Regions from separate parts of the Homo sapiens genome. Here region 2 is linked to region 1. Evidence: chromatin contacts called from ENCODE Hi-C data. All regions are on one chromosome and are shown on one strand. The core of a region is the stretch at or near the end of the contact, and the rest is flanking DNA. Distances in the headings are between cores, read along the strand shown. Region 1 holds the start of TRPV3 (transient receptor potential cation channel subfamily V member 3). Region 2 overlaps ZZEF1 (zinc finger ZZ-type and EF-hand domain containing 1).

The links. Hi-C counts contacts between places; a loop is a spot of excess contacts on that map. Pooled maps may share reads with other maps.
Region 2: a loop to region 1 is called in a map with no recorded cell type, with 13 times the contacts of the local background. The contact joins the enhancer-like site here to the promoter of TRPV3 in region 1. A Hi-C loop is called at or near these places in 2 of 37 single-sample maps with no recorded cell type and 2 of 50 pooled maps.

Annotation. Positions count from the first base shown.
Region 1 is chr17:3,556,562-3,562,071 of GRCh38, forward strand. TRPV3 (transient receptor potential cation channel subfamily V member 3) reads right to left here and starts at 1,251. Exons shown (of 18, transcript NM_145068.4): 1 at 1,115-1,251. RefSeq lists a silencer at 210-269 and enhancers at 1,451-2,267, 1,910-1,969, 2,050-2,099, 2,130-2,359, 2,268-3,082 and 2 more.
Region 2 is chr17:4,069,889-4,075,769 of GRCh38, forward strand. ZZEF1 (zinc finger ZZ-type and EF-hand domain containing 1) reads right to left here. Exons shown (of 55, transcript NM_015113.4): 22 at 5,375-5,541; 23 at 5,209-5,290; 24 at 4,262-4,463; 25 at 2,720-2,868; 26 at 796-1,036. Among named protein-coding and RNA genes, the nearest start is that of ZZEF1, 70 kb to the right of the region's middle. Within about 2 kb of position 4,388, at least 8 of the 41 ENCODE cell types and tissues checked have a DNase peak (open chromatin) inside an H3K27ac peak, as active enhancers do.

The sequences.
Region 1 (5,510 bases), core at 1-2,500:
GGCCACTGGTGATCCTACCCCAATAGGAAAGCTTCCTGGAGGAAGTTTCCGGAGCCAGGTGTCATCAGGCTGGAGAGAGTCCCCCGCCCTCCAACTCAAAGGGAGCAGGCTCAGGATGGAGGAGGCATCGGCGAGGGAGAGCTTTGGCCCTGGAGCGTAGGCAACCTTGAGGCCAGGCAGGTGGAGTAGCCCACAGAGAGGGACTCCTGGGCACCCGGCCCTCCCGTGTCCAGTCACGGCCTGATGAGGATGGGCAGCCTCTATGGCTTTCCCCATCCCCACGTGGCCTTTGGTGGACTAAAAGGCTGGGATGCACCGAGCGTGAAGGAGACAGAAGAAGGGCACGTCTCTTGCCCCTCCCAGGGCCTCTGGTTTCCTTTCTGAGAAGTGGGCTGAATGGTCCCCAAGGACTCTGTGGCCCTGAGAGCTGGTTGCTCTCTCTCTTCTCTGGGCCCGAGAATGTGGCCTGCCCTGGGCCTCTGGGGCAGGAGAGGCTCAGGGAACTCTGGACTAGGGCCGCAGCAGCTATCATTAGCTCCCTGAGTCACCCCGTAAACCCCACGTTCTCACCTGCTGGACTCTCTTGTTGCCCTGGCCCTCCCTCTCTCTCCCAATCCCTGACACTGATTGAAATGGCCTTTCCCGGGCGACAGACCAGGCCGCGGAGCCACAGCTGCTGACTCAGCACCTGTGAGATGCCTGGGCCCCGTCTGTCTCCCACGGTGGGGCCACCTCCTCCCATCCTGAACTCCCATCACAATCCTGCCCCAGAAAGCCACCTCCCTGGGTCAGCCTCGGGAGGCAGGAGCCTCTCCTCTGCCCCCAGCAGTGGTGAGATTGAGATGTCCCTCCCCAGGATTCCCAAACCTCAGGGGAATGTTCCTGAGTCTGTAAGGACCTATATTCTCACACATCCCTACAGCCAAGAGTGCAGCCAAGAGTGCCTCCCTACAGCCAAGAGTGGGCCCCTGGCTGGGGCCCAAGCTCCTTCCAACCCTCCTCCCAAGGCCTATTGGCCAAGGGCAGACATGGCCCAGAGGACCTCTGAGGGCCACGCTCTGGGCTCCCCAGGGGCCTTGGAGATCACCAGCTGCCTTGTGCACAGAAGACTCACCTGGTGAGGTTCTGGGTGGTCGTGGCAACCCTTGCCCTGAGATCACCGCATGTCTGGGGCCCAAGGCCCCCGGGTGGGACTGTGGCTGAGGCGGCGGGAAGCTCTCATTGCAGGCAGAGGGATGGCTGGAATGAGGCGTCAGAGGCAGAACTGGCTGAGCCACCTGCCCTCGGCGCCAGGCAGGCCACGCCCACCAGCCACAGCTGCAGCACCCGCCCACCCACGTGGCCCGTGTGAGTCACCCCCACACCCACACAGCAGCCTCATCCCCACCGGAGAAAAGGCAGGGGAGGCCGCAGGTGCCAAGATCGAAGTTGTGGGTCCAACTCCTCCCTCTCTGGCATTCCATGCTGGGCAGGGACTGCCCATCTCAGGCCTATTTTTCCAACTAGGAAATGGGAATGATAACATCTACTTTCCAAGGGAGCCGTGAAGAGCCAAAGAGATCACAGAGGTGGGAGGGCCTAGTGAAGAGTCAAGCGCTCTGCTCTGTCCCCTGGGAGGGAAGACCGCAGCCCAGGCCTAGCCTGGTTGACCTCAGGGTGGCCAGCCCCAAGACTCGGCACTTGTTCTCAAAAGTCGGTTCCTGGGATCAGGTCTCTCGGGGACGGAAGTCCCCATTTAATGCTGTCCACCAGCAGTCACGCATCATGGCCCTTAGTGTCAGCCTCACCCCTTCCTGGCTGAATGACCTTAGCAGGTCATTTCTCCGAGCCTCAGTCTCCTCATCTGTGAAACGTGCTTCATAAACCCACTTTGCAAGGTTATCGTGGGGCTTCAACAAGTACAAGTAGAAAGGGCCAGAACAAGGCCCAGGGCACGGCAAGAACTCAATAAACAATGTCAGCTCTTAGCTATGATTGCTTTTGTCATCTCAATGTATTCTCCCAGCAACTGCCCAGGTTGCCCTTCTCCAAGGCCAGGGCGTCATAGAAGGAATCGGTGCCCTCTCTCCTGGCCCAGGCTGCAGCTGTGAAGTGGGTGGAGTGAGTCAGGATGGCCGTGTGTGTCTCGCGTCACTCAGGAACTGCACACCTGCTCCCCGGGGCGAGATGTGGACAAGACACAGCTGGGACAGAGCAGGAAGTCTCTGCTGACGCGGCCGCAGCTGGCGCCTGATGGGCAGGGAAATCCCCAGCTGTGAGCCTCTCAATCCCTCATCATCACAACCTGCCTGGCCTGGGGAGGAGGCAGGAGGCAGGTGAGGCTTCTAGGCCACGGGAGAGCAGGACCTATGGCCGGTAAGGGGCAGACCAGACTTGAGGGTGTGGGTGAAGCAGGAGACCGCTTCTGCCGTTGAAGTCAGGGGGTCCTGAAGTTCCCACTCACAATCTGAAATCTCATGACTGTGCCTGAAACTCGACCGGAAAAGCCCGATCTGGGGTTGAGCACGGCCTCCGGCCACTAGCTTACTCACCCTCTCCCGACCCAGCCCCGCGCCCTCCCTGTTTGCCTCTGGCGGCTCAGACGCCTGGGGAGGAAGCTGCTGCCAAATGTCAGTGCTTCCATTTTGCTCGTGTTCATAACTTTTCTCAGAGGGCAGGTGGGAGCTGGTGAAAAAGGCCCCTGTCTCCCACCCAGAGGTGTGCCCTGTGCCCAGCAAGGAAGAAGGGGACCCCCGCTCTGCTATGAGAGGCAGCAGGAGCCAGGTCACCCAGTGGAGTCACAGTCACTACTTAGGAAGCCCGAGCCCATCCTAATCCCACCCCAAACACACAGAAGCAGCAGCTTCAGCCCCTTAGATGGTCTATATTCAACCCCATTTAACCCAGCACATGGTGAGAGCCCACGGGAGAGGCCGTGGCAAGGGCGCAGGTGGACAACGAGGGATTCAGAACTGGAGAAGGCCGTGTCCACCCTCGTGGGCCACAGGGGACACAGGCTCAGGCAGGAACCATGACCCACCATGTGGGTCATCAGGACAAAATGGGCTGAGACCCCCAAGGCGGGAGGAAGTCCCTGTGATGGGGTGTAGGGGATGAGTTCGGGAAAGAGGGAGCATCTGCCTGGACTTGGAAGGAGGGAAGAGGCCACAACATGGTGAAACCCCGTCTCTACTAAAAATACAAAATTAGCGGGGTGAGGTGCTGCACACTGTAGTCCCAGCTATTCGGGAGGCTGAGGCAGGAGAATTGCTTGAACCTAGGAGGCAGAGGTTGCAGTGAGCCGAGACTGCACCACTGTACAGCCTGGGCAACAGAGCGAGACTCCGTTTCCAAAAAAAAAAAAAAAAAAGAAAGAAAGAAAAAAGAAAAAGAATGGAAAAGTGAAAAGGAATATGATCAGAACAAAAATATAACATGCTATAGTGTAAATGCATACAACACATTGGTCAATGCTATTAAGTTTAAATTAAACACACACACACACACAGAGAGAAACAGAAAAAAAGATAAAAGATAAAATGACCACTTCATACTCTTTAGAATGGCCCAAATCCAAAATGTTGACAGCACCAGCAAATGCTGGTGAGGACATGGAGCAACAGGAACTCTCGGCCATCACTGGTGGGAATGTAAAACGGTGCAGCCACTTTGAAAGACACTTTGGTGGTTTCTTACAAAACTAAACATACTCTTACCATTCAATCCAGCAATCACACTCTTTGGTGTTTATTCAAAGAAGCTGAAAACTTATGCCCACACAAAAATTGCCCATAGATATTTATAGCAACTTTACTTATAATTGCCAAAACTTGGAAGCAACCAAAATGTCCTTCAGTAGGTGAATGGATAAAGAGTGGTACATCCGGCCAGGCGTGGTGGCTCACGCCTGTAATCCCAGCACTTTGGGAGGCGAAGGCAGGTGGATTGCTTGAGGCCAGCAGTTCAAGACCTGGCCTGGGCAACATGACGAAACCCCATCTCTACAAAAAATACAAAAAAATTTGCTGGGCATGGTGGTGGGTGCCTGTAGTCCCAGCTACTCGGGAGGCTGAGGCAGGAGAATGGCGTGAACCTGGGAGGCGGAGCTTGCAGTGAGCCGAGGTTGTACCGCTGCACTCCAGGCTGGGCGACAGAGCAAGACTCCGTCTCAAAAAAAAAAAAAAAAAAAAAAAAAAAAAAGAGTGCTACATCCAAGAGAATGGAATGTTATCCTCCAATAAAAGAAATGAGCTCTCATGCCACGAAAAGACCTGGAGGAAACTCTAATGCATAATACTAAGTACAATAAATCAATCTGAAAAGGCTATGTATTGTATTGATGATGCCAACTACATGACATGCTGGAAAAGGCAGTAAAAGATCAGTGGCTGGCCAGGCACGGTGGCTCACATCTGTAATCCCAGTATTTGAGGAGGCCAAGGCAGGTGGATTGCTTGAGGCCAGGAGCTCAAGACCTGGCCTGGGCAACATGACGAAACCCCATCCCTACAAAAAATACAAAAATGAGCCAGGCGTGGTGGCTCTCACCTATAGTCGCAGCTACTCAGGAGGCTGAGGTGGGAGGATCTTTGAGCCCAGGAGGTCGAGGCTGCAGTGAGCCGTGATTGCACCACTGCACTTCAGCCTGGGCGACAGAGCAAAACTCCGTCTCAGAAAAAAAAAAAAAAAAAAAGGGTCAGTGTTGGCCGGGCGCGGTGGCTCACGCCTGTAATCTCAGCACGTTGGGAGGCCGAGGCGGGCGGACCGCGAGGTCAGGAGATCGAGACCATCCTGGCTAACACAGTGAAACCCCGTCTCTACTAAAAATACAAAAAATTAGCCAGGCGTGGTGGCGGGTGCCTGTAGTCCCAGCTACTCGGGAGGCTGAGGCAGGAGAATGGCATGAACCTGGGAGATGGAGCTTGCAGTGAGCCAAGATCACACCACTGCACTCCAGCCTGGGTGACAGAGCGAGACTCCGTCGCAAAAAAAAAAAAAGGTCGGTGTTGCCAGGAGCTGGAGAGAGGGACGGATTAATAGGTGGAGGATGGAGGATTTTTAGGCAATAAAATTCCTCTGTGTGATACTATAATGATAAACGCAGGTCATACATTTGTCAAAACCCATGGAATCTATAACCCCAAGAGTGACCCCAGTGGACTTTGTTTTTTGTATTTTGGTTTCTTTTTTTTTTTTTTTTGAGACGGAGTCACTCTGTCGCCCTGACTGGAGTAAAGTGACATGACCTCGGCTCACCACAACCTCTGCCTCCCGGGTTCAAGTGATTCTCCTGCCTCAGCCTCCCGAGTAGCTGGGGTGACAGACGTGCGTCACCACACCTGGCTAATTTTTGTATTTTTAGTAGAGACGGGGTTTCACCGTGTTAGCCAGGCTGGTCTCAAACTCCTGACCTCAGGTGATCCGCCCGCCTCAGCCTCCCAAAGTACTGGGATTACAGGCATGAGCTGGACTTTGGATGATAATGATGTATCAATGTCAACTCACTGATTGTAACAATGTACCACTCTGGG
Region 2 (5,881 bases), core at 3,138-5,637, 520 kb after region 1:
GGAAGCTCTGTTTTTGCTTCTCCCGCCTGCGCTGCGTGGAGAAGACATACCCTGCCAGGCGGTTAGGAAGCCCATGCCTTATCTCTAGGTAGGGCTTGAAACACTTTTCCCCTGAATTAGTATGAAGGTAGAGAGAGACTCTCCCTCCGTGTGGGTCCTGCTAGGCGGCAGGGAAGCAGGGTAAATACAGAGATGGCATCCCTAAGAGACATGAGGAAAAGAGATGGTGAGGAGAAGGTTATCAGCAAAGGAAGCCTAGTGGGGTGATGCTACGAAGGCGCTGCAAGCTAGCTAAAGGTAATAGTTAATACCTACAGCTTCCTCCTTGGTTATTACTACATTCAAGAACTTAAACATCTGTGGTTTTAATTGGAATTTCTTAGAATGTTAGAGCGAATCACCCTTAAACCAATTTTACAGATAAAGAAACTGAGGTGCAGAAAGGTCGTCTGATTAACCTGAAGCTGCACAACTTTTGAGTTTTTGCACTGGGACCAGGACCCAAGTTAAGGTTTCTTTCCATTAAATTTCTCAGCAGTTTTCCATGAGAATTCTGGATAAAGATAATTTACCTGCTAATTTTGCAACTCAAGGTTAGGTGCCACACATTATAATCTGCTAACCATAAAGTGGCCATGAATCTTTTAATAGGCAAAGTAGAACCAACAAGATGATGTTTACAGTTATAGAAATGTGTTTATATTTTAAAATATTTTAAATGTTCACTTAAGATAGGCTTTCTTAAAACTTAGCAATTAGCCTTCAGATCAAAAATATTCCCTGTAATAAAGTTACCATATTTTTGCAGCTTCTCATATAAATCTGGAGTGCGATACACCAGAGCAGCAAAGGTGGCGTTCACAGCTTGATCAATAGTGGAACCAGCAACTATATCTGTCTTTGGGGCCTGTTTTCTACATGCCTGTATGAATCCTTTGAAAAGTTCTGAATATGGCCCACAGAAGTTCTGAGCAGGCTCTGACTGGGCAAAATCAAGAAGAAAATGGCGGCAGGGGTCGTCAGGAATGTTCTTAACCTGGAAACAAAAAATAAACCCATCACATTTAACACATTCATTCAAAAAATAAAATTTATTGAGCAAACTATTAGGCCAAAGCAGAAGTATAAAACACAGTGAACACTCTCCGGAAGTTTAAATCTATTTTAGGAAGACCAGACAGAGATATGAGTTAAAAAAAGATAAACATAAATAAAACATTAAAAGCATTAGAACTAGCATTCCCGTAAAGCAAAAGATTATCAAGTGCCAAATGCCTAGAAGGGATACCCAGTGCTGAGAATTCAAAGGAGAGAGATCCTGGTAGGTTAAAGTAATTAAGAAAAGCCTCCTGGAGGATATGGGCTTTGGCCTGGACCCTGAAGGATTGGCAGATTTGGCTCTGAGGAACATAACCATTAGCAGAGGTTACGAGTCAGTGGGGAGACTGACCTGGCCTGAAGTCTCAGCTGGGGAGTGATGGGAACTAGAGTCAGATAGGTAAGGTGAAAGGAGACTGCAGAGAGCCTTGACTGTCACATTGAGGAGTTAGACTTCACCCTGTGGGCAATGGGGAGCCATTAATGGTGCTTGGCAGTGGAATGACAAGATAATGCAGTGATTATAAAAAAAACTTGGTAGGTACGAATGTCATAAGGCAGGTGCAAATGAGGGCCCGGATAAAGATGCAGACAGAGGAAAGGACAGAGATGAACATCATGAGGAAGAATCCACAGGACCTGCAAGCTGACTGGACAGGAATGGGGAGACAGGTGAGGACAGGGGATGCTAGGGAGCAGTGGCTTCAGGCCTGGGGAACACTGACCACCACAGAAGTGACCGGTCTTTGGTTTTACACTTCTGAGTTAAGGGGAGTCAGGACATTTAAATGGAAATGCCTCACAGGAAGATGGAAACAGGTACTTGGAGCGGGGAGAAAACCAGACCTGGAGACTGATATTAGGAATTAGGGCCACAATGTTTGACAGGAGAAGAAAGTGGAGAGGATGAAGTCTTGGTGGGCTGTGGGGAAGGGAAGAAAGCCTGAATAAAGCCTACCCTTTAGGGAAGGAGGAATATGAAAAGTCAATGAAGGAGGCAAGTGGGCAGTCAGATGTAAGAGAAGACAGCGGACTAGCATGGATCCAAAGAAGAGAGGGTCTGAAGGAGCCAAATTTAACAGAGGCAAGGAGAACAGAAGCTGAGGAAGAGCCACTGGATTTGGCAATTAACTACTGAATAACGTGGGGCAGGGCAGGGAGGGGAAGGAAGAAAAGTAGAATACAGAAATAGAGGGAAGGAGAGGTGAAAAATAAAGACAGGGCAAACTTTTTAGTTTTTAAAATCTTATACACCTAAATCATGTGCTGTAATTCTAAGGAGAACAAAAGGTATAGCACAAATCATTGCTCTAAAGCTTGACTCAGTAGGCACTAGAAGTACACTCAATTGTTTGCCTGATAACTCCATCAACAGAGATTTACTGAGCACCTCCTACATTTCACCCAAGTCACGCATTCAGTATTTCTGAACACCTATTGCGCACTGGCCCCTGTGGGACACGGTGGCGTTAACAAGTTAACAAGGTATAGTTTCTGGCCTCAAGGAGCTAACTGCTTAATACGGGTAGTAAGATAGAAACACAAGTGTTTATAACTTAAAGTAATAAATACTTGCAGGCAGTTTCCAGTCTAAATAGAAAGAAAACGGAAGAGTAAATACCTCCTTACTATTCCGGTGTGGGTGAGTGGGCCAGCTTGCTTCTAATTCCAACTCTGGACAAACCTGATGCCTGAAGACAGGTTTCCACAGTGGGGAGCTTAGGACTAATGCCATTTTTGCCTGAGGTACTACCATGTTACTTCCTAACTCTAGAAAGAGAAGAAGACATATGACAGTTCTATTTTTGCCTTAATATATTGAGAATCTTTGAAATGAGAAAGAAAAGGTTAAAAAAAACCATGGATACTATTAAAACTTAGAGAAAGTTTACCCACATACCAGAATGTAATTGTGATACTTTGTAAACACATACCACAGATTAAGCTAAACCACCAAGTCCTGAAATACTGCTGCTCTGTGGAACAACTTCAGTTACAAGGTACCTTGGAAATGACTAATCTGTTTATAGTAAGCTGAAAATAGGATATGAACCATTTCTGGCATATAACACGAGGCCATTCAGGAACATTTAATTATGGAAAAACATTCACAATTTGTAAACTTAATTCTGTAGCAAATAATAAATATCCAGCATAGATGTGTTTAGAATAGGCAAAGAGAAAAGAATAGGTGGAAATAAAAATGCTAATAGCTATTTCTTTCTTTCTTGGAGAAATATTAAAAAAATCAGTTACTTCTGAGTGTTAGGATTAAGGATGATTCTATTTTCCTTTGTTTTTTTCCACTATGTAATTTTTCTATATTTTACTTCTAAAACTGGAAAAACTCAAGAAATGATCAAGAAATAAAATACAGTAGAAAGTTTTATTCTGTAATTCTTGTTCCCTGGAAGAATTAAATAAACAATTATACTGAACACATCTTTTTCCTTTTGTTTTAAGAGACAAGAGTCTCTCTCTGTTACCCAGACTGGAGTGCAGCAGTATGATCACAGCTCACTGCATGCAGCCTCTAACTCCTGGGCTCAAGTGATCCTCCTGCCTCAGCCTCCCAAGTAGCTGAGACAAAAGGCATATGCCACCACACCTGGCTAATTTTTACATTTTTTTTGGTAAAGATAGGGATCTCACTATGCTGCCCAGGCTGGTTTCAAACTCCTGGGATCAAGAAATCCTCCCACCTTGGCCTCCTAAAGTGCTGGGATTACCAGCATGAGCCACCTTGCTCAGCCCTGAATGAATCACTTTAAAACAAAATCCATAGTCACATATCTACATATATTTACATAAATATTCACATATTTAAAGGATATGCAATCAACTTATTCTATACTCCTGCCTTTTGGTTGGACTATACCTACACCTACTTGCAAAAAAATGACAATGTTGCCAAAAAAAAAAGCTGTTATCCTCCATAGACAGAGAACCCATGGCAGCCTTCCTGCTATGTTCCAAAGTCTAAGGCAAAAAGCTTCGTGACAATGGTATTGAGTGGACACTTTATTCTTTCGGTTTAAAGGAAACTGAAAAGGCGTATTATTAACCCCCTGCCATTACGTGGAAACGACCTACAAGAGGGCAAGCGCGCATCTTGCACTTCACCGTGGTTGTAAGAAGGGAAAGCACAGGGATGTGCACTTACGGCGCACAGACTTGAGCGCCATGCACTGGGAAGCCAGGCGTCCCATCAGCCGGGAGACGAGGAGCTGTAAATCCAGCCCCCAAGACACGGCAACATCGGGCAGCCCACAGGCAGTGACAGTGAATTTGTAGCCCCATTCGTTGTGACTGCTGTCAGAGTGAAAGAGGAACTGCAACCGAGGACCGGCCTTGAAGGTCACTTTCTAGAGACAAACAGAAATCATGTGGTCAGACAGATTAGAGGAGGAGTGCTTCAGAAATCAGCATGCTCTTCATGACGAGAAACATCTCAGTTTAAAATTGATCTCTATTTCCACATGTCCAAAATGACTAACGGAGAAATGTACAAAGGGGTGACGGAAACAGACCATTCACAGCCACACCCCATGAAGAAGGAGAGTTGGCAGAATACTGCTGCTCAGCTTTCTACACCTGGGGTGACCATCTGTCCACTACCGACTCAGCCAGTGGTCACATTTCCATGCCTCTGCTCCTGCCAAGACCACTGACCATGGAGAGAAGGTCAACAGTCTGAGGCAGTACTAAACCTCCAGCCCAAGAGCTCAAGCAGCTCTAACTGTGAGGCAGACTCTTGGCTTCCATCACATGGTCTGGGCCATCCTCCTAGACCCACCAGCACTTCTTGCTAAGGATGAAGGCTCTTCATTTACTCTAGACAACGCTGTCTGCTGCAACTACTCAACTCTGCCACTGCAGTGCCAAAGCAGCTATAAATGATAAACAGGCATGGCTGTGTTCCAAAAAAATTTGTTTACAAAACAGGTGACAGACTATAGCTGGTCAAACTCTGATATAAATCCTTCCTTTCACAAACGTGTAACATAAATGCCTCCCTTCAAAGACCTTACCTCTACTGCCCCCTGAAGGCTGACAAAAGGAAAAGCATTGGTGCAGAAGTAGGTACCTCTTTCTGGGACTATCACTCACCTTGGGCCATTTATCAGTGCCAACTTTTGTGTCATAGCGTGTTTTCCGACCTCTAGCGTCGGTAAATTCCAGATAATCATACCTGTGAAGGCATAACCTCTATTAGCTTCCTTCTCTCATTGCTGACCTATTAGCGCTTGGGGGTGAAAGAATATAGAAGTCTTACCTTTTTTCAGTTTCACACCTGTCATCGAATTCCACTTCAAAATAGGTTGCCCCTGGGCTAACAAAGACGGATACCTCATGGCAATTATTTTCATAGTTGTGGGCAGATTCCTTCGTCCACGTATGTAACACCACAGGCTGTTCCTGTTGCCAGGTCTCAACATCCAGCTATGATAACAAATGAGCCAGGGGAAAGAAAGGTTCTATCACTAGACACCTAGCCACATGCAGCAGACTGTTTCTCTATCAGTGCTCCAGGCAGATGGCCTTGACAGCCCTGCACAAACCAGCAGGCAGGCTCGAAGACAAACCTGACATTCCCATCTTCACACAGATCAACACACGTCCACCACGCAGCCGAGGAGATGTGCTTTTATTACACACAAAAACTCCATGACCAGCTTGTACCTTTTCGCTATGACAGAACTACTTACAAATCATTACCAGTGTGAATTCCCAGTGGAAAAAGTACTGAATGAGGAGTTTAAAGACCTCACATTCCTACCTG